2 separate regions of the Homo sapiens genome follow, and region 2 is linked to region 1. The links are chromatin loops, found by intact Hi-C in ENCODE. Cell type or tissue: prostate gland. All regions are shown on one strand. Links, peaks and the distances in the headings refer to the core of each region. The heading gives the core; the rest is flanking DNA.

Region 1 (8,338 bases), core at 225-8,224:
TGATAGTATTAAAATGGTGGGAAGATGGAAAGCTTGGAAAAGTAAATGGAACAAATTAAATTAAAGTGGTTGGAGGACAAGGAAAGTCACTCATCTACAGTTTGGTTTTGAGGTGATGTTGGTGACCGTGTCCACCTGAATAGGCTGGTAAAATCCGTGTTACAGAAGAAAAGCATGACACTCTACTTACTTAATTGTACTAATAATTATTTTTGCTCCTTCTCATCGTGAACTCTGTTGAAAAGAAAACAGCTTATATGTTCACATATAAACTTCCATTATATAGTTAGAGTAGTCTCCACAGCTGAGCTTGTCAGTCAAATACACTAGACGTCAAAGAGTTCAAGGTAAGTTAGTCAAGGTTTATAGAAAGTAACTGACAACACAGGCAATTCAGAGAGGCAATTAATTCTAATAAATAAAGTATATATGTTTTTAGAGAGATGAAAACCCTTAAAGATCATAAAAATCCATCCTAATCAATGTCAAGAAACCAGAGATGAACATAACACTAATTGATTATACTGAAATAGCATGGAGAGAACATCACACCTTCTAAACCACGGGTCTGATCTCCAACGAATGGTGAAGGTTTTTCTTATGAAAACATGAAAACAAATGCATATACACAAAATCCCTGTCTAATGAGGGCATGACATCTGCAGTACAAACAAGAAATTGCAATAATTATAATACGAAGGTGTTTCTCGTAGCCAGTCTCCGTTCCCCAGCGTTTCTCAACCTTACTGCTGAAGTCTAGGCTAATGCAACAGATTATTCACAGGCTTCCAGCCTCTGGACCAGGAGTTCTCAACAGCATTGCTACAAGGGGAAGATATAGGCTACTGGTAGCAATACCTCCGTAAGGCTGCAATTTAACGGAAGAATAGATGCCCTGTAGACAGACGTTTCAGAATTTCCTGGGAAGGGTGTGTTGTATGGTGGGACCCCATATTCCAGTACTTCCCTGTCCACATCCAAAGCCGCAACTCCCCTAAAGCTACCAGATCACCCCTCTCCAGTGGCTATCAAATACCTTGGCTTGCCGTTCAAGACCCTCCATCATACTAGCATCGGTTGTTCCCTTTTGGCATGTGCCCCCTGTGCCCACGCTGATTTTGCTGATGGGGATTATTTTGTGTTTTCACATTTCACCCCTAATTCAAAGACAGGCTCCTCAGGGTCCTCTCAACCTGCAGCGACCTTTTCTCCCCTGCTCTCCTAAGGGAGGGAGTTAAGACCTGGCACTTTTAGTCCAGTAGGCTGTTTGGCGCATATTTTGCATCTTCGTCAGATTCTCAGTGAGTGGAGAGGCATCTTTTGTTGTTGTTAGGGGTGCAATTCGGCACACTTAGCTCATCGTACTTTGAATATAGTCAGCGCTCGATAGCTACTATTAAAAAAAGAGAACAAGAGGCAAACAACAAACAAACTTTACTAGAAAGTAGAATCTCCCACCAAGTTGTGTAGCTTTCCTTATTTAAAGACAGAAGAAGAAAAAAACCACTATGGGTCAAGTACAAAAAAAAATGTATTTGAATCAAATAAAAATAAAATCGGGAACATCCCTAGCCCAGTGGACTTAGAGCATTAATTACAAAATAGAAGTAGCTGACACTTATGCCTTCTAAATATAAGCTTTTTCCTCCCAGAAAAGAGAAATAAATAGGTGTTAAATCAAAACATCCTATGGAGCATTTCACACCTCAGGAAGGAAAACTGACAAAGAGGTGATTCAATGCCAAAGAAGAATCCACCAGCAAAGAACTAGGTCGGCTTAAAGTAAGAAAACCGAAAGCTCTCCAACATAGGTTACACCCTTGTCCTGTCTGCAAGTGCTTTTGTAATACCCTACGTCCCCCTCTCATTGGAAAAAACATATACACTTCCCTTTCACTATTGAAATCAGTTAATTGATCATTTCCAAAAATAAATACTCCCATAGATAGAGGTCATTGGTCCTGAAATTGCATCAGTTCCTGTCTGGGTACGAGATTCCTGGGCTCCTCTGGGACGTCTTTGTCATTTTATCACAGTGATTACAAGCAGAGCAGTTCCAGCGTGGGTCCCCTCAGTTTCTAGTGCTTATGTTTGCTCTCTGCATTCCTATTTTCTCCATCAAGCCTTATAGCTTTTGCTTTGGAAATCTGACACTTAATATCCAATGTTAATTACATTTCCTATTCTGAGGAAAATCCTATTGGGCTAATTTTTCAAAATCATATAATGAAAGAACTTCAGTGACAAATCATGTAGGTTTTCGATTGTTTTTTACGGGTAGATCTATTAAGCACTTAATATTCAGTGGGAAAACAGTCTCAGAGCAATGAAATTCTATTACTTTAGAGGTTGCATGCTTTTAATTTCTTAATATTTCATTACATGTTGGCAACTGGTGCATATTTTTATAATGCGTTTGATCATTACTCTTCTCAGGGTATTCTATTTCAGTTCTTCCTCTGACATCATATTTGCATGTTAAAGGGTTTTAGCATTCAGGGATGAAATGTTCTGAATAGTAATGTGCAGTTAAGTTGATTTTTTGAAAACGGAACACAGCAAACAGACATTATATATAGGGACTAAAGAGAACAATCTCATAATTTTAAAATCGAACTCAAGTTTTAATAGCTTTCTATAGAACATCATAAACGGTAATGATTCAATATAATTCATTAATTAGCAAATTATGCAAAATGCTATCAGCAGAGTTTGGGGAGAAGAATCTTTTTTCTTGGCTTTTATAAGTCTACTGCATTTCTTTTTTTCCTGTAAAAAAAAAAAAAATGCTCTTTTCTTTGCTCTCCAGCAACATCTACTGGAAAATTCAGAAAAATGCTATTTATATGAATCAAATAGTTTGAGTAAGGATAGCTTTGATTACCATCTGCCTAAAAAGTACATGCTGAACTACAATCCAGTTTACAATGAAATTATTTCTGCTTACTTTAGTTCTATTTTGTTCTCTAAGAAAAGGACAGTTGTTTGGTGAGGCAAATAGCCAAGTCGCAACTTCAAATTTATCATTGCCTCACCTGGAAGAAGTCATTTTCATAAATAAAAGCAAAGCATATATGATACAGACAACATATTTCTCTTGGCCCATCCCTTCAACACTTGCCACTTATTTGAGAAATAATCATCATTATCAGCAGCAGAATAACAGCTTTCAATAGTTAGGTGTAGCTGGAGTCAGAGAAAAATTTCACGCAGGAAAAAACGATGTAGAAAAAAAACGAGATTGAATTTGAGAAAAGCTACTTCAAGATTCTGCAAAGTTTCTTAAGCTGAAAAAAAATTACATGTGATGCGATTTTAAAAACTCACTATGCTACCACCAGCACGATTGCATCAAACATTCGACAGCAGTGTCTTTTTCTCTTGTCTGCATCTTTCCCTATTCTTTCAACCATGAGGAAAAATTAAGTCTCCCCAACCTGTATCAGGGGCTTCCCAGGGAACTTCCACCAGAGATTATCTCTGGATGATGAAGTATGATCAGACCCACAGTCCATTTGGTCTCTACTCCCCACTACTCAGCAGTTTCTGATGTCCTCATAAAATTGGATTCATAGGCTGCACCCACAAGATGCCATCAGATGGTCTGGCAAACGCGAGACATGCCAGGGTATGATATTGAGGAGCAAGTCCGGTTTGGAAACTTGGGAAGAAAAAAATCTTATCTCCAGACAAATACATAAAATATCCTCCCTTCCGTGGCCGCTGAAATCAACAATGCCATAGTAGTGCAGTTCTTTCTAGGACCAAACCTAGTACAGGTACTGAAGTCACCCTTGTATATATCATTCCAGAGGAGGATTCTTTTAACTGAATTTTGTACTTTTAATATTCAGATTTTCTCATAAAAACATTTAAAAATGAATTTTAAACATTCTATGCTATCTTTTAGGTAAAATCTTAGATATAATCTGGATTTCTGTTATCCTTAATTAGAAACTTGGCTAATCAGAGGTGGGTTTGGGTTGTTTTTTTTTTTTTTCTTTCTCAAATCTCAGTTTTTTCATGTCAGCAATACATTTTAGCAGCAGAAGCAATGAACACAGAATCAACAAAGACTGAGGTTAAAAACACATAATCAAAACTTTAAAACAACAGAAGTAGCAACAAAAATCAAGTGCTGGGAGATCATGCATTTTGTGTTTGTTCAATGTTAAAATAGATATGAGCCTTTTAAGCTTCACCCCAAAGCTCTTTAAAGGAGACATGCCATCAAATATAATCCACAACTCTCATAGCACACAAAAGGGACATATTTCTAAAAGCTACGTACAATGAAAATCCATATGTATTCCACATTTAGGATCCTGATGCAAAGTTCCGACTCGAGACTGGTAATCAGCCCCTCCATTATTGAGCCGCTTAGAATCCAGAAAGGTTTATCAAACAGCACCTCCAGAGTTAACTCCCATTTCAAACTGTCATAATTCAGTTCTCCTAATTATTTACCAGATCCCTTTCTACAACATGCCCTAACCTGATGTTTTAACTTCATATTTCATTTGGGACAACACTTAATCTCTATTTATGAACCATCAACCTGACACACGTTAAGGAGATATAAGAAGCGCTTCACCCACAAGATCCAAGCCAAACAAACCCCAGTAGCTCGACTTAAATAAACTCTACCCTTGCTAAAACCTCCAGTGAAAAATTATTATAACACATCAGAAGTTCAGTTAGAAGAAAAATTTCAAATGGCAGCTGTCTCCTAGGGTTTAAGTCCCGGAGTTCAAAAGCAGTATCAATTGGATTATTTTTCTTTCCGTTAGCTGTTTAGAATTTAACGTAATGCAAAGTGCTATTCTGATCAAAATCATCTTTCTCATCTCTCTCCTTAAATAAAACGGAGGAGAAATCATTCAGTATAAATGCATTTACTATACAAATCTATTTTCAATTGAATTTGCTGCATGCTCTAATTCATCAAAATTAATACAGGTACTTTCTATGTTAAACAAAAGGAAGCCGACTGAAAAATCGGCTTCTGCTGCGGATGCCTTTCTCAATTACAAAACGGTGAAAACAGAGATTTAACTAAGCCACTCGGTCAAACCCTCCGATCGGCGCTTACCTGCCTCAGCTGAAGGCTTCCTTCCCTTGTTAGCAGCGTGCAGCATCTCTAGCTCGCTCCAATCCTTACCACCGGTCTCAAATTACACTGCTAAGTCCACCCCCCGCCTTTTTTTTTCTTTCTTTTTTTTTCTTTTCTTTTTTTTTTTTCCAGCAAGAAAATGCTTATTGAAAGTGATTAGTTTTTGTTGTCCCTTTTAAGTCCCTCCTGCGGGAAGGAACAGGGGAGCAATGTGACGCCACCTTTTAATCTTTTGTAAGAGTGAAAAGGCAGAAAAGGAACGCTCGATCAAACTGAGCTGCATACATGCCTAAAACTCGCAGGAGAGGCTGCTGCTGCCTGGCGAAAGCACCGCTAGGCTTGAGTGTAAGAACAGAGAAGAGAGGAGAGTCAATGAATTGTGACAACGTATGTGCATCAAAGGCAGGAGGAGAGAGAGAACAATGAGCGAGGGAAAGACAGCGAGGAGAGAGGGAGAGAAGCAGAGAGAGAGAGGGGGAGAGGGGGAGAGAGAGAGAGAGAGAGACAGAGAACATCAAGAAAAGAGAGCGGGTTTCAGGCAAAGGATTCTCAGAATAAAGCCACAGTGCAGTGTCTGGCAGCTTCTGTTTTTATCTCAGCGAGCATGATACACTGCCTCTCTCATTTAGAAACACATTCGTGTATCTCCCAGGTTTGAAAACTGAGATAATCGCAGTGTGTCTCTGGGTTTGTCTGATTGGCATTTAACTGTGTGGTATACCTGTGATTTTTTAGGATGCATTTATGTGCAATTTATTTCGCATATTTATTTATGTAGGCAAAAATGAAAGCTGCTAATTTCTACGGCAATTTGCAATGTAGTTTTACTGGCAGATGGAACTCTACTTATCATAACTGCTGACAAACTGCCATGGGTAAACAAAAGAAGAAACAAATGCTTCGTCTTGATAATTGTCTTAAAGAAAAAAAAAAAGAGCCCACACCAAAATATTAGCACTACAAAACCTGTGTTTCCTAGTTCAAGTTTAAACGGTGTTTCTCTTCATTAGTTTTCATTAATAAAGGCAAAATAAAAGGGAGGGCATGGTGTCTGAAGGAAAGGTATTGGAAAAGAAGCTATTAGGAAAGTGAAAAACCTAAATTATTTCTGGTTTCCCTCCAAATGTGACAACAGGATTGCTTTCGTGAGTCCTAGAACAGAGTTTTTGAGTCACTATTGCTACAGACTTTTACTGCATCCTTCTCCCTTCCTGTACCATTTTAAAGAAGGTTCCATTTTTGACACGAAGTCGAAAAGAAATGATTTCCCAATTCAAATTGTTTCAAATGGTGTGTCACCAGCTTTGTTCCATTTCTACTCATCTCCTACCACATGGGGGCTAGGATTACACAGTTAAATTCCCTAAGTGACCTCTTTTATAAGAATGTAAATTGCTGGTTCCAAGGTCAACTATTTGGTATAAGTTATTGGTGAAAATGACTGCTTACCTTTCATGGTAAGCAGAGCTAAAACAGTAGTAAGTGAACAGGAAGAGGAGATGCCCAAGCTTTTGACTGGCCATCTCTTCGAAATTAAGCAATTCCAATATCCGAAAGTAAATTCTATGTGCCCTACTTATAACAATTATCATTTTAGAAACATAAAAAATAGAAAAACCCAAGTACACAACCATTTCAACTATCTTATGTCCCAACAACATATCCCCGGACCCTAGGCATCTTGCAATTTGGAATTCCTATGTAAGCCACCAGATATAGAATGAGAAATGGTCCAAGAAGAATAACACTCTCTTCCCCCACACTGGCCACATTGCTGTGCCCAAAGAGGGATTGCTTAATCTTGTTAAACTCGAAGTGTCATACTCTTCATGGTTTGCCAATAGGAGGGTATGTTTTTCCCTTGGACCCAAATAAAGAAGTAATCCCCACCTCCACCCTAATGTGCTTAGGATGAAACTCTACTTATCATTAAGGCAGAGCAGAGAATGGAGAACACACAGGGGCTGAACAGAAGGCAGCTGGCCAGAGAACAGAGAGTGCTCAGATGTAGAAGGGAAAAGGGAGCTGCAAGGCCTGGCTAGCAGGGAGGGAAGTGGTGACTGGGAAATCCGGAAATCTCTGCGGACATTTTGCAGAGTGTATTGGAAGCAGCCTCCTTTAAATGACATTATTGATACAGGTTCTACAGTTAAAATTTACTTTATACAAGGGAATAAGTGGACTGAGAATTTTCTGCCAATAAAAATAAAGACCCAGTTACAAGGATGCAACTATTTCAGCACGCAACTATTTCAGCACAATAAAAACAGGGGAAGGGGCCCGAGGTTTATTGAACAGCATCTGCAAAACATTGTCAATGAGAGATAAAAAGAAATCTCCAAAGCAGACAAAAGGAGAGATTTTTTTAAAGCTACAAATGGCTATCAGTGCTGTTGTTTATTTTTACCGCTTCCTTAGTGAGGAGGTGGGTTCCCTGAGTGGATATCATTTGTAGTGGAGTGGATATGTGTGATTTAAGATACCTTGAGTAGGGTGGGGGGCTAGGTGATTATACTGGGGTGACCAAGTCATATTAATATTTCTTACAGGAATGTAACTTTTATGTGACTTATTTCTCTGTGGGAGAGCTTTACATTCATATGCTTATATGACAGCGTATGATACAGTAGTTAAGTGCTCAGTTTTTGGAACCAGGTTACCCTGCCTAAGATTGAATCCCAGCTCCACTACCTACTGCTGTGTGACCTTGACTGAGTTATTTTGTCTCATTGTGTCCTCATCTTAAGATGGGTGTAAGGCTACCTGCTTCATGGGTTGTCATTAAGAATAAACAATGTCTGTGCCGTGGTAGGTCCTGCTCCCAGCACATAGCAAGTGCATCAGTAAATGTGAACTTCCATTGTTAGGAAACCCACTCAACAGCTTTTTAAAATTTTAAAAATGGATAACATGGACAATATTTCATCACCTCAAAATGGATGACTCATAAAGACTTCTTTCCACTCTGACCCTCTTTACAAGCTACAGTTCTTCAAATTCCCCTCTGGGTTTTTCCACTTGGATAATATGCTTAAAACTCAATAAGTTCTACCACTCAACTCATGAACTCACCCTCGAAGCAAGCCCTTTCTCCAAATCTCCTCACCAGTGTAAAATGTAAAATCCTTCAAGCCATTCAGGGCTCAGTTCTTCCCCCACCACAATCATTCAATTACCAATAACTTAAATACCAACCCCATATCTCTTAAAGTTACTGTTTTCAGA
Region 2 (8,338 bases), core at 302-8,301, 470 kb before region 1:
ATCAGTTTCAACAACTAAGACTCGTGGATCATTTATTACATGCCTGATGCCACATGCAATGTTTTACAAGGGTCATCTCATTTATGATGGACAGCAAGCTTATGAGGGAGTTGCATTTCACAGATGAGGAACTGGAGGTTGGGAGAGAACAAATGACCCACTTACAGTCATACAGTTGCTAAGTGATGGAGCTGGTGTTTGTATCCACCAGACCAACTCCAAAATCCTATATTATAGTGCATCTTCCAATGCAAAGTTACCAAGAATATATTATAACTAGGGCTTGGTCAAGTAGGAAGAAGTGATGTATTGGGAGTTTGATCTTCCTCTTCTGGACTCCTATAACTTGGATAGTTATAGGAAAAGTTCTAGAAAAGTGGAAATGGGATTGGCAATGATACAGAGTGGCCATCAAACTTTTTATTTTTTTTAAAGGGTCAGATGGTGAATATTTTAGGCTTTTTGGGCCATATAGTCTCTGTTGCACCCACTCAATTCCACCATTTTATTCTGAAAGTAGCCATAGACAACAGGTAATAGTCATGGTGGTGTTCCATTAAAACTTGATTTATAAAAACAGGCAGCTGGCCAGATTTGGTCCATGAGATGTAGTTTGCTGACCCCTGATATAGAGGACAACTTGAATCTAAAATGAGTGATAGGTTTTGAGAATGATCCATGCAATTCTATACTTGATAGTTTATTCTTTCTTAAAATCTGTGCACAAATTGGGTACGTATGATGCGCCCTTTAAAATCTCTTGTATGCTTTCCCTGGGCCTGGCCAATCAAACTGAATTCCCTTATGTTATCTGACCAGGTCAGAATACTGTATTGAATCGTCTTTCTCAAGGCTTATCTAATCCCAGATCTACAGAGAAAGTTCTCCATGCCCTTGTAATGAAGATGTATGAGTTCATTCCTTTTAACATAGAAATACACACAAGATGGTGAGTGATTCTGGCAGACTGTGTGTTCCCTCTTCTTGATGTGAAAGCCAGCAACAATTCATGTTAAGGTTTAATTGAAGGAGAGTGGAAGAAAGAAAAATAAGACTCGAACAACAACAAATGGAAAACGGAAAGGCAAAGACCAAAGAATGTACTCTCCCAACTAATTAATCAAGTGCTTTGTTTCCACCAACATATCAGAGTGTGTAGGCTGCCCTGTCTATTAGACTTGTTCCCAAACCTGAGGAATGTAAATACTCCTAAAGACCAGGTAATGAAATCTCTATCGATGTGCCATCTTAGATGGGACTCACATGCCTGTGTTTTGCTTACATTTAATTTGCTTCTGCTGGATACTTATCCAGTAATTGCTTAATGAGATTATCCTCCTTGGCAATGTGTGGTGTATCTTGGTTAAAACATTGGAGTGAAGGAATATCCTACACCAAAAAAAGGAGGCGGTGTTATTTAATTAACTTATTGCCAATATATCTTGATTGTCTCTTTGAAACACTGGAAAAGAAGTCGATTGGAATTGATTCAGGTTATCTAAATGTATAGAATTGGGGAATGGGGAGCGCGGAGGTCACTGGGTATACAAATTCAAACCCAAGGTCACTTTTGATAAAAGAAATAGGCATGGGTGAGAGAACTGAAAACATTTTAGTCATTTTATAAGCCAAACCTTAAAACCACTTAAGAAGAGATCTGATCTCTTTTTAAGTTTCAAATTTTATTTCATCTCTAAGCAATTTTAAATTCTCACACTTTTTTCTTGAGTATTCTATTGACAAAATTCACTGGACAATGATTTGGCAAACATTTTGTCTGTCTCTGCTGGGCACAGTGGCTCATGCCTGTAATCCCAGCACTTTGGGGGGCCGAGATGGGAGGATTGCCTGAGCTCAGGAGTTTGCAACCAGCCTGGGCAACATGGTGAAACTCCGTCTCCACTAAAATACAAAAAATTAGCCAGGCGTGGTGGCACATGCCTGTAGTCCCAGCCACTCTGGAGGCTGAGGCAGGAGAATTGCTTGAACCGGGGAGGTGGAGGTTGCAGTGAGCCGAGATTGCATCACTGCACTCCAGCCTAGGTGACAGAGTGAGACTCTGTCTCAAACAAAACAAAACAAAAAAACAAAATAACATTTTGTCTGTCACATAACTTATTTGGAAAATATCTGAACTAGTAATGTTATATGACTTCTACAACAACATTTTCAAAAGCATGTTGCACAGGAGGGGAAAAATTCTGGTCTTTCCAAAGACACAATGGAAAGTGTTTCTTCATTTGTTAATTTAGAGACGCATACTCTTGTACTCTTAAGATTTGTTCTATGGGTGTGGGATGCAAAAGCTGGTGGGGAGCAGAGGTAGAAATAGAGGCTTATCACAAATGGGAGGAGTGCTTGATCTTGACCTTAATTTACGGAGGCCAGTAGAGATCACTAATTCCCATTTATGAAGGACACTACTCGAAAAGCATTGGCATATAATTTCAGAATGTATACACATATAAACAATTTCTCTGTGCCCAATGATAGAATATGCATATTCATTTCACATGTGTGTTATGCATTCTTCTGAAGGGATGAGGTGCTGACTTGTAGATTAAAGGACATTTATGGATAAAACGTGACGGAGACCCCATAAAGTGGAGTTTCCAAGGGCAGCACTATTGTCATCTTGAAAGGAGATAATTCTTCATCACAGGGGGCTGTCCTGTGTATTATAGGTTGTTTAACAGCATCTCTGACCCCTATCCACTAGATGCCTGCCATGCCCCTTCCAACTGTGACAATCAAAATAGTCTTTAGACATTGCCAAATGTCCTCTAGGGGTGCAAAAATGCTATGACTAAGAACCATTGCCCTAGATAAAACTGAAGGAGCAGACAGTGTCAAGTACTGGAGGTGACCAGGTTTCAAATCTGAGGTCAATACATTTGGCTCTGGGCTTTTTGGTCAGTTAAGGCAGAACATGGTCAGTTAAGGCAAAATATACTTTTCAGTTTTAGGTCTAGTTTAACTTACCCGATTATGGAAAGCATATAATTTCATCCTCAGATAAAACTTTTTCATGCTTACTTAAAGGTAATTTAGTGTTATGATTATGACAGATGAGTACAGCGATTCTTAAAGACTGGATAAAAAGACAAAAAAGTCATCCTCAAAGCATTAGGACAGCTCTGGGGAGGATAATTGAAGCAGCATTAGCATCTCAGGATGACTAATGTGCACCTCTGGGGGCAGATGAATTCTGGAATCTTCTTTGTGGAAAATGACTGCTTGAAGGAAAGCTCCAACCTCCTGCCCAAAGATGCACAGGGCACAACTCTGAGTCCAAATTTGTACCTATTTGAGTAAGTTTCTATACCTTCTGGTCCTGAGTTTCTCAGAGAGATTTTTCCTTCCTTTAAAGTTGTTAAAGTTATACAATGCTAAGCCTGGCATGCAATAGGTGCCTAATAAATGCTGCTTCCTTTCCCTTCTTTGAAATATCCCTGTAGGGTGTTTCCGAAATGTGGGGGTGAAGTGGCTATAGATGCTAAAAGGCAGAATGGAAATTTGCATGTTGGAGAAATCCTTTAATACAATCTCTCCCTTGCGATTTCCATCCCGAATTAAGCATATCTCACTGCGTGCCAGCCTGGCTAACCATTCCATTGGCTGCTCTGTCTTAATTGCTCCAGTCTCCCCCACCCCCACCCTATGGTTCTGTTTTCTCTCCTCCTTCTTAGCACCTTGTTAGCACCTTTTTTTTTCCCTTCAAGGATACAGTTGCCTGATTGCTTCAATAAACATTTCTATTGTCCCCTTCACTGTTCTGAGAAGAGAAGCTTTGTTGCCGAGTTGTCAAAACTCCTTTCTATTCTCCCCCAAAGCACAGCAGCTCTGAGCCTTTCTCTTTCATGCCAAGCCAGGCAGCTTCCTCCCCAGGGAGGCTGCATGTCTCCTGGGAGAGGGACCCAGTCTGATGGCATGTGCTGCCTGCTGCTCTCTGCCTTCTGATTAGGCAGGACTTTCTCCTGCTGCTGCTGCTGCTGCTGCTGCCACTCCAGCTGCTGCTGTGGCTGCTGTTTCTGCACAGGCCCTGGGATGCTTTCAAGTAGCTCTGGACCATGCCAGTTGCTGCAGATAGCATAGGTATGCACATTGCTCTGAGCAGGCACTGTGCCAGCTCTGAGTGATCCAGCCAAACACAGCTAACAGACAGGAACAGCAAACAGCTTTTAATGGGGGCACCTATGAAAGGCAATGATTTTTCCCCCCGTTTCTTTTTCTTTTGGCATACCTTCCAAGATTTGGATTAGAAAACCTGAACCAGCTGGCGAGAGCTCAGAATTTTCCTGTGACCTCAAGAGGGCAAGCAGCAGCTGTAACCTCACCTTTGCCTCCAGATGGCATTGTTGCCACATCATCGTTTCCTGGTAAGCCGGTCCTTATCCCATTGTTAAAGGTGTGCCCATCTGCAGGCTGGAGTTGCCAATTGAGTCCGAGCAGATGCATTGCTGCAGGAGAGACAAAGTAATGAAAATATGAATAGATAATTCAGCAATGCAAATGTCAAGGGGGAGGGCCAGGTGCCCTTTTCCAAGCGATTGCCTTTTGAGGAAGCTGCGTCAAAAATGGCTTGCCCCAGGCCACAGGGATTAGCTAAATACAGAAAGCAGAGACCTGGGTGGTTAGGTCTCCCCTTCTGGCGCTGCTGCTCACAGTCTCAGGGGGAGAGGATCCCTTACAGTGAGCGGAGGAGGGAGGAGAAAACACAGCCCAGATCTTCCAAACGGTGCCACCATGGAGGGGAAAATGGCCCTTTCGAATCACTGTAAAGAGTGCTGCTCTACCACATCCATCCTTTTCTACACTCTGGACACAGTTGCTTTTAGACTGTTAGTCTAGGGGCATTGACAAGGATTGTTTCCCCAAACTATACACTCACAAGTAAATCAGCTTCAAAGGAGGCTACCCGAATAGTACCTGTTTGCTGGTACCTGTTTGCTGGTACCTGCTCTGAACTATCAGTGCAGCCAGCAGCATCTATAGTGGTACTGGCCCACCTCCCTAACTATTTCAAACTTTTAGAATATTTTTCCTTTCCACTCCTCTTCATGATGAGTGGATACCTTTCAGCACATTGTAGAAAAAGCTTGGGGGGTTGATGGTGGAATGGGGTCCTTTTCTGAAAACATTACTATTCTTTCTGTCTCTGTCGCTCTCACTTTAGCAGAGTATGGAATGAAACAGAGTTCTGAAATACTGCCTGTTCTTTGCTAAGGAACTGAGCACGTCTGAAGAAGTCTTGACTCCCATGGGCACCCCAGGCCTCCAAACAAACTTCTGGTCTTCCTTGTCATCCTGCCTGTGTCAACTCCCCACCATGAGTTTAGCAAACTTAACACAACCCTATCCCTGATGGTTCTTGGTGAGTTTTTTCTACTGAGTGGAATGAAAAGCAAACCCTAAACACCTGTATTCTTTCAAAGCCCTTATCTAAGAGATGCTTCCTTTGAGAATAAGTAAGGAATTTATTCCCCTGCATGTCTCTCATCCAAACGATGTCTGGCATTTCCACTGGACACAGGTTGACACTGTTGCTACATTCCTACCACCGCAGGAGAGAAAGGGCTGTTGACAGGGAGACGTTTGGAGTCTGATGTGGGGATGGGAGAAACAATTATCTGCAGGGAACACAATTAACAATGCTTAGGAAATTGTTCACACAGCAATTAATTCTGCATGCCTACCACCACGTAAAGTCAGACTGCATTCTATTAAGGTTAAAAACCTATCTTCAAACAATACAGCTCAGATTGATGGCCACAGATGAAGGTGGCAAGGTGTCCGTGTGTGTGTGGGTGTGTCTGCTTTTCACTTACACTCTTCTCCATCTTAGAACCATGTTTTCTTTCCTCTAAAGTGAAAGGCCCACTGTTACAACTTCTTGAGATGATAAATAGTAATAAGAGTAAGTGACATTTACTGTACACTTTCCATCAAGGTAACACCTAATTTTCTCCTGCAGTTTGTCCGTTATATGTAGGTCACTCACTTGAAGAGACCAGATTCCATTGCCTCAAATAATGACATATTTTCACTATACAGAGGTCAGGAAATGAGAACTAATCATGGTGGCTTCAAGATAACGATAGCTTCTGATTTGTAATTACCAGGTGAAGGGAGCCAAGGAATTAGCTATTTTAAAATAATTTTTTAAAAAAATGATACTATTGGGTTATTGAAGCTCGCCTTGGGCCAGCTGCAGCTGCACTGGAGGTGCGGTTCTTTCAAGGAGGGTCTTAAGACAGACACTGGCAGGTACTGCAGGTGCCGCTGGAACCCAGGCCTAACAAAGCTTTGATTTCACGTCTATGGAAGGAGTGGTGGGTCCCATCAGGCAAAGATGACAACCTCCCCAACATCCCATCTCAAACTCTTGTCAAAACTGCTCTGCTCTTATAGCACTCAATCTTGCCACTGTAAGGTGCAGAACATATTGCAACCATCAGCTTTGGGAGAAAAGGAAGCAAACAATCCCCTAATGTTACTGAACAGGAAGAGACATCCCTGCAACTGTGTTTCCTCTGTTTCCAAGGATGCCTTCCCTCTTGCCTCCCCTTCCCACCTTTTTCTTTGTTTTGGGTTCCATGGCATCTTTTTATTTTTATTTTTTAAAAGTATCCTGAAAATAAGAAAACTACAGATGAGGTGGAAAGGGTTAGGGTCAGAGTACACCAGTAACTTCTCAGACAACTCCCAGGAGTGAGAAGAAAAATAAGAAAGTGAGATGGAGGTGGAGAAGGGGAAAAGCCAAATCTGCTGAACATGAGACCTGTCCTTCCAAAAGAAGCAATGCAACAAAAATGAAACTCAAGTTTGGGCATATTTTCTGTTGTTGAACTGAACATTAAGTAAATAAGTGAGAATTATATCTGGGGTATAACCACCTTCTCTTGTTTTTTGGGAGCGTCTGAAATAGGTTTTTGTTGGCACTTTTTTTTTTTTTTAATCAGCCATTCTTTCTCTCTCACTTGAGTAAGAAAACGAGATGCTCTCTCTGGCCGGTGGGGAGGGACTAAAGTGTCCTTAGGATAAAGACCCCAGGGAGCTGTGAAGTAAATGAGTTTCCTGACTAATGAGAGCCCTATTTCTTATTCTGCTACTGATTTGCTCTATGGCTTGGGCTGAGAAATCAGTCTCTCAATCAATCTCTCCCTTTACCTTTCATAAAGGTTTCCCTGTACAGGTAGAATAATGGCTCCTTAAGGGCCACAGAGAGGTTACACATCTGCAACCCCCAAAAGATCTGACAGTGTCTTGAATATAAATGGCACTCCATCAATATTTATTAGAATAGATAATGATACACGGGGGGCAGATTTGGGGGGTTGGATTGTAGGATGTTATATGCTTATAAATTAAAAAACACATAATCAGAGGCATAGAAGATGGGATAAAACAGTGCTGGTAGCAATATGGACTAGTTTGCAAAGGGAAGGATATTTTAATCATCAGCATATCAACACCTGCTGCCAATCATTGAACCTTTTCTTTTAGTGCAGTGGCGCTATCTAGGCTCACTGCAAGCTCTGCCTCCTGGGTTCAGGCCATTCTCTTGCCTCACCCTCCCGAGTATCTGGGACTACAGGCGCCCGCATGCTTGGCTAATTTTGTTTTTGTATTTTTAGTAGAGACGGGGTTTCACCGTGTTAGCCAGGATGGTTTTGATCTCCTGACCTCGTGATCCACCCACCTCGGCCTCCCAAAGTGCTGGGATTACAGGCGTGAGCCACCGCGCCCCACCATCATTGAACCTTTTCTATAGCCAGGTACCATAGTAGACATTCTAAAGGCATTATCTTAAGACTCACAGGTAGGTACTATTATCAACCCCATTTCACAGATGAGGAAACTATTGACTGTGAAGTTTGAGAACAGGGATTTCAGAATCAGAAGGAAATTACTGTGGGAGGTGGCTATCTGCTTCATATTTCATAGTGATCTGGTTACAGATTCTATGGGTAATGGAGTCTCAGCAAACCTCTTCTTTGTTTCAAAACTCATAATAATCTCATTGGGGTTGGTGAATGACCACACCCCTTCCCGAGAGGGGTTAGATTTCTTTATACTGTTGAATTCAGCACATACTTTATCACATAGCCATTCTGGGTCTTCAGTGAAGATGACGTGGGCTACAGCCATGGCTGACCAGTGATAGAATACAGCATGTATGAAGACATGAACTGTTACTGTTATAAGCCACTGAGAGTTTGGGATTGTTTGTTACAGCAGCCTGTCTGAGGCTAGCTTGACTGATACTTTCACCTATAAGGAAACTAGGAAATGGCATTTTTATACAGCAAATCTCTGTGCATCCCTTTAGGTTTTA

What was found. Hi-C counts contacts between places; a loop is a spot of excess contacts. Peaks named below come from ENCODE experiments on the same cell type or tissue, not always from the same donor. Only the 100,000 strongest peaks of a DNase experiment are listed, where the experiment ranks them.
Region 2: a loop joins it to region 1, with 3.0 times the contacts of the local background. A loop is called at or near these places in 9 of 110 quality-filtered maps.

The regions. Positions count from the first base shown.
Region 1 is chr5:167,570,781-167,579,118 of GRCh38, reverse strand. The region is part of intron 4 of TENM2 (teneurin transmembrane protein 2); the gene reads right to left. Among named protein-coding and RNA genes, the nearest start is that of TENM2-AS4, 85 kb to the left of the region's middle. RefSeq lists enhancers at 4,818-5,443, 5,444-6,069. In prostate gland, for the core only: no CTCF peak of the experiment used is centred there; DNase peaks (open chromatin) are centred at 5,118 and 5,418; H3K4me3 peaks cover 920 bases.
Region 2 is chr5:168,043,549-168,051,886 of GRCh38, reverse strand. TENM2 (teneurin transmembrane protein 2) reads right to left here. Exons shown (of 31, transcript NM_001395460.1): 8 at 4,338-4,460. Among named protein-coding and RNA genes, the nearest start is that of TENM2-AS3, 94 kb to the right of the region's middle. RefSeq lists an enhancer at 3,401-4,158. In prostate gland, for the core only: a CTCF peak has its summit at 4,329 (motif pointing right); DNase peaks (open chromatin) are centred at 4,126 and 4,346.